Linked DNA regions of Mus musculus: region 1 is linked to region 2. Evidence: chromatin contacts called from ENCODE POLR2A ChIA-PET data. All regions are on one chromosome and are shown on one strand. The core of a region is the stretch at or near the end of the contact, and the rest is flanking DNA. Distances in the headings are between cores, read along the strand shown.

Region 1 (2,700 bases), core at 93-2,592, 100 kb after region 2:
CCCCCGCCCCCCTGGCTCCCAAGTAGCCCTCCTGGCTGCCTGATGAATACAGTGGACGTTAAAAAAGGAATGCAAACAGGGAAGGTATCTCCCTCCAAAAGAAAAGGGGATCTTAGAACGACGGAGAAAATGAACAGTGCCCAAACCAGCAGAAACTTGAAAATTATAACGGAGGAACAGCAAGAAGGGGAAGTAGATTTTTTTTTAAAGGGGGCGGAGGGACCAATGACTGGCGCTACAGATGCTTTTCGTGTCCCTAGTAGCGTAGAATGGAGACAGAAGGCAAAAACGGAAAAGTGAAAGAGAGGTGAAGAAGTCAAAAACAAAAAACAAAACAAAAAAACAACAACAACAAAACCCAGTTTCTCTAGCCTCTTTCTGAGTGTCAACAGCACCGAAAGATGACGTTGAACGCGCTTCGGCTACCCGGCAAACTGCACTGCTATAGCTTTTGAACACAGCCTAAAATCCCTTTCTTACCAACCCACACGACCTAAGAGTGTTGCAGGAACCAACGGGGCTCTCTCCCCAAAATTCCTTCCTTCCAGCATTCCTATCCGCTGCTGCTGCTGCTTCCCCCCCACCCCCCAACAAGTATTTTTTCCCCCTCAAGTCCTTCTAAAAAGAGAAGCGCCCAACTCTCACAAAGACCCGTCGGCGGGTCCGGGTAACAATCATTCTAAGTCACGGTGGATTCCCGCACACAATTCCACCGCAAGATGCCAAGAGGCGGTGACGTGGTGGCCTTGCAGGTCAAAGGAGCATCAATCACCACGTTAGCTGCGGGCACCGAATCCCCCGCCTCCCGGGCTCAGTCAGCCTGACTCAGAGCAGCAGCCTGCGCCTCTCGGCTGCTCCGGGCTCCCCAGCGTCCAGCCGGACGGCCGCCACACCAGACCTCCCCGGCGGGCCGGGTCTCTGCCCCCAGCGGGAGGAAGACCGGCACCAGGAAGGAAGCGCCCCAAAAGGGGAAACGAGGAGACGGCTGCGCAGCCGCTGCGCTCGGGTCCCAGCCTTCCCCGGCCCGCGAGCGGCCCTCCCCGGCAGCCCCGAGCAGCCCGGGCCCGAGCCGCTCGCCGCCGCGCGGCGCGGGGACCACGGAGCTCCCGCTCACTTCCCGCCCGCTCCCCTGCACTCACCGTGACGCGCCGTCCACTCCGTCACCCGGCCCGGCCCGCCCTGCGCTGCCGCCCGCAGCCGCCAACCTCGCTGCTGCTCCCTGACTGCGGCGCCCGCTGCCCCGACCGCCGTCCCGGCCGCAGCCCCGCTCGCTCTCGCCGCCGCCGCCGCCCGATCGCAGAAGCAACAGAGCAACCTAGCTTCCGCTCCTCGCCAGGGTCCCGCGAGAACTTCCCCACGCGGCCCCGCCCCGCCGCGCCCCGCCCCCGCGAGACTTCCCCCGGCGGAAAAGGCCCAGAGCGCAAGCGCTCCTCCTCCGCTCCGCCCGGCAGGTAGCCTAGAGGGGGGCTTCGCGCATGCGTCAGCTCGGCCCGCAGCAGGTGGCACGGACTCGGCTCCGCCCCTGGGCCGTTGTAACCCTCTACGTGCCGGAGCAAGTGAATTACAGCTCTGCTCTAGAGGAACGGCGCTTTCCACACTCTAATCACGTCCTTTCTACCAAAACAAAGCAAAGAGGCACCGAGGAGCGGGGAGAGATCTCAGGATGGCTCAACCCAAATAGAGGACCAGTTCTAGAAACGTTTGGGGATCTGGTTCGTGCAACCTGCAGTATTCGATGAATTGTTTGATTAGTCTGTTCACGCAGTGAACCACATACCCAGTGTAAGTAAGCACTGTGCTGGGTAAAGAAGATGAAACAACGAGCAGAGATCCTGGCCTTCAAGAGGTTAAATCGAGAGAAGCAGCAGAAGAGTAAACAAGTAATGTCTTGGCTGGAGAGACCTCTCAGGTCAAAAACTGCTTGCTGCTCTTCCAGAGGACCTGCACCCACACCAGATGGCTCACAACTGTCTGTAACCCCAGTTCCAGGAGACTTAGTGCCGCTGGCCTCTGATAGCACTAGCATTCACCTGCACACACCCTCATGCGCGCGCGCGCGCGCGCGCACACACACACACACACACACACACACACACACACACATACACACACAGCTATAACACTTACACATAGCTCTTTGGGGGAATGCTGAGGAAGCCAAAAAGATAGAGAAAGGCTGGCTCTGTTCCTCAGCCCACTGTATAAAAGACTTAACAAAGAAGGTGATGTGGAACTGAGTACTGGAGGGCGAGTAGGAGTTCCACAGCACAGGAGCCAGGGTAAGCGCTTAGCCAACAAACGGAATGGCACAGAACAGAGAGATGGATGGAGGCGTGAGAAAGTCGTGTTCTGTGCGATGCAAAGTGCATAGATAGGTTCCTGTGCGGGGCTGCCGGTTTTGGGGGAGTAGTAGATGAAGCTTGGAGAAGTACCTCTCAGTTCCAAAAGCTCTTTTCAATTATAGGAGAGCAAGAACACAGCCAATGTCAATGTGTTCTCTAGAAGCCAACAAAATACAGTTAAGAATACCCAAGCCTCTGCTACAATAATGAGTCCACTAAAATAAGGCAAGTGAATTGTTCTTTCGACAAGTGTTTACTGAACATCATTTGCAATTGAAAATGCCTTTCAGAGCAAAAGATGAAGCCAATGACTCCAGCAGTTTGCGATTTAGATAGAGCTACTTAGTTTCAAAGAGAA
Region 2 (2,700 bases), core at 95-2,594:
CTGTAATCCAGCACTGTACACTCCCCAGAGAACTGTCACATATAGGGAGATGGCTCTATGCCCTGCCCGCAAACATCAGACACTGCAACTGTGATCTTACTTTTCTTTTGGGATGTAGCTTCCCTTAAAGCTAATTTCAATCTCCTGAACAGTAGTTCTTAAGGAAGGCCATGCCTCTAGGAACAACACTCAAGACATCAAAGAGACAACTGTATTCCGTAAAGGATTTCCAGCTCAGGGCTCTACAAAGACGTCTTACCTGATTCGTCTCCATTTCAGAGGCTCTCCCGGGGCTAGCCCTTAGTAAAGTTAATTTATTGACCCTTGATAAGGCGTGATTAACCAGCCTTATTAACCCTTACTAAATAACCTGGATGAACTGTCCGCTAACGTTAAACCTTATTCCTTTGGAGCAATGTACAAATTAGTAAAGATAGCAACACGTCGATATAGCAGCAGTCATTGTTTTTTGAGTTACTCAAGAGCGGGTTATCTCGTTAAAATGAGTGCGTGCATATATGTGTGTGTGTGTGCGCGCATGTGTGTTCCTTCAGTACATATTTAGCACGCTTCGTGGTATATTGTTCCCTGTAGTCGCGCTTTGGAAATGAATTCTCACTTCCAGCATCCTCACTGAGGATGGTCCCACTCTGGAAGCTGCCAGCTGTGTTGTGTGTGCGGCGTGGCACCGCTCAACCCTCCCCGAGGGACCTGTCCAATGCCCGGTCCCAGAGCACAGGCTGGGTGCAGCCCCACCTCAACCTCCCCACGACGCCCGCCTGTCAGCCCAAGGCGCCCGGGTGTCGCTTTCCGGGCCTGCAGGATCTCGCGCTGCAGGTGTCACCCGCGGGAGCCTGAGGACGCGCGGCGGGGAAGGGCCGCTGCTCGCAAGGGGTGTGAGCGCCGGATGCTCGCCGCGAGGCGACGCCGGGTGTGGACTGCCGCGGGCCGCCGCGGCGGAGGGGATGGCGCAGGGAGGGAGGAGGCAGGCCCGTGGTTGGAGGTCAGGTAGAGGCGGCCCCGGATACTCACTCAGCCAGGACTCCAGGCTCTCCCCTTCCGCCTCCGCCATATTGCAGCCGCCCGGTCCGGCCCTGCGCCCTCAAGCCTCGCGAGGTTCTGCGCGAGCAGGGCGGGGGCGGGGCCCGCATGGGGGCCTGAGCGCGCCGAGGGCTGCGGTCCACGGGCGCGCCGGACCGCGTCGGAGGCCGCGAGGGCGAGGATGTGTCTTCGCTTCTTCCTCAGAGGGAACCTCTGAAGGGAAACCCACGCCCGAGGAAAGTGCGCAGGCTCTCATCCGTGTCCTGTCGCTCACTCACGCAGGCGCGCTGTGGGCAGCCCTCCGAGGTCCTGACAGCGGCCAAGATGGCTGCCCCCGCGCTGCGCGCTCCGCTTCGCTGGTCCGGGCTGGCCCTGGGAGTGAGGTGCGCCGTCTGGAACCTTCCAGGGTGAGAAGGCAGCGCGTAGCCGGGACCGCCGCTCGGACCTTCACGGGAGGACCTGGGGAAAGGAAAGAAGCCGCAGGCGAGCTGCGCTGAGTTCTGGCGCGGGAGGGCACTAACTCGGGGCGCCGAGATGGCTGACTCCAGCCATTAAACGGGCCGGTTTGGGGGCTTAGTACCCTGTCCTATGCCTGACAGGCCGGGATGACCTAGATCGGTTCTACCCGGAGCCGAGAGTGCGGCCCTGCTAGAGATCGGAGAACTGGCTTGCGACGGAACAGTGGCCAGTTTCGGGGTGGGGGCTGCCTACCTCTTGGGACAAGGGTCAGAACTGCTGTCAGGTTAGCAGGCGGTCCCAGCGCCACCGTCCCTCGTCAGCGTGATGGCACTTGCGGCTTACTGTTAAGTCAAGCTTGTTCACTTTTGTGGAGTCACAGATTCACCCGTAGGGTTCTGTCTGCTTCCTCCTCGCCCCACTCCCAGGCTCACACAGGTGAGGGGGAGCCGCTATGCCCCCGAATTCCGGGAGCCCTTGATTGACAAGGAATATTACCGCAAGCCGGTGGCGGAACTCACCGAAGAGGAGAAGTATGACCAGGAGCTCAAGAAAACCCAGTTTATCAAAGCTGCGGCCGCGACTGAAACCAGCTCGGTGTTCGCAGACCCGGTCATCAGGTTTGGCGCAAATGCTCCTCTGCTGTGGGCTGGAACTCACCTGGGGCAGTTTTCTGCTGAGGGATCCGGAGTACAGCCCGGGAAAGCTAACCATGTTTTTCTCCTTGAAGCAAATTCACCAACATGATGATGAAGGGAGGCAACAAAGTTCTGGCCCGGTCTCTCATGGCTCAGGTAAGGCCGCTTCTTCCTCTTCAGCTTGTCTTTCTTTTCCCTCAGGCTTGGTGTCTGCGTTTTACACCATGGCTTCAAAACTAGAAAACAGGTTTCTATTCCTGCCATTAAAATTTCCAAGATCTGAGATTGGTGGTGCCCACCTCAAATCCCATCGCTGGAGAAGGCATTTGAATCCAGCACTCGAGAAGCAGAGATAAGTCAGGCCTGCTTGAGCTACAGAGTGAGTTCTGGAACAGAGCTACTTAGTGAGATCCTGTCTTAAAAACAATCAAAACAGAGCCAGAGGTAGGCAGATCTCTGAGTTCCAGACAGCCAGAGCTGTATATTAAGATCCAGTCTTGGGGTGGGGTGGGGGGACAACCTAACAATAAAAGAGGCAGAGTTGGGAAAAGTTTGAGGCCAGGAT

The links. ChIA-PET counts read pairs that join two places held with the same protein, here RNA polymerase II (POLR2A).
Region 1: POLR2A ChIA-PET joins it to region 2 with 13 read pairs in Patski. The contact joins the promoter of Grb2 here to the promoter of Mrps7 in region 2. POLR2A ChIA-PET finds 5 or more read pairs at or near these places in 4 of 5 experiments (Patski and embryonic stem cell).

What each region holds. Positions count from the first base shown.
Region 1 is chr11:115,707,255-115,709,954 of GRCm38, forward strand. Grb2 (growth factor receptor bound protein 2) reads right to left here and starts at 1,343. Exons shown (of 6, transcript NM_008163.4): 1 at 1,140-1,343.
Region 2 is chr11:115,602,796-115,605,495 of GRCm38, forward strand. It overlaps Mrps7 (mitchondrial ribosomal protein S7), which reads left to right and starts at 1,345. Exons shown (of 5, transcript NM_025305.3): 1 at 1,345-1,448; 2 at 1,926-2,117; 3 at 2,228-2,291. The coding sequence starts at 1,366. Gga3 (golgi associated, gamma adaptin ear containing, ARF binding protein 3) reads right to left here and starts at 1,121. Exons shown (of 17, transcript NM_173048.3): 1 at 1,033-1,121. The coding sequence starts at 1,072.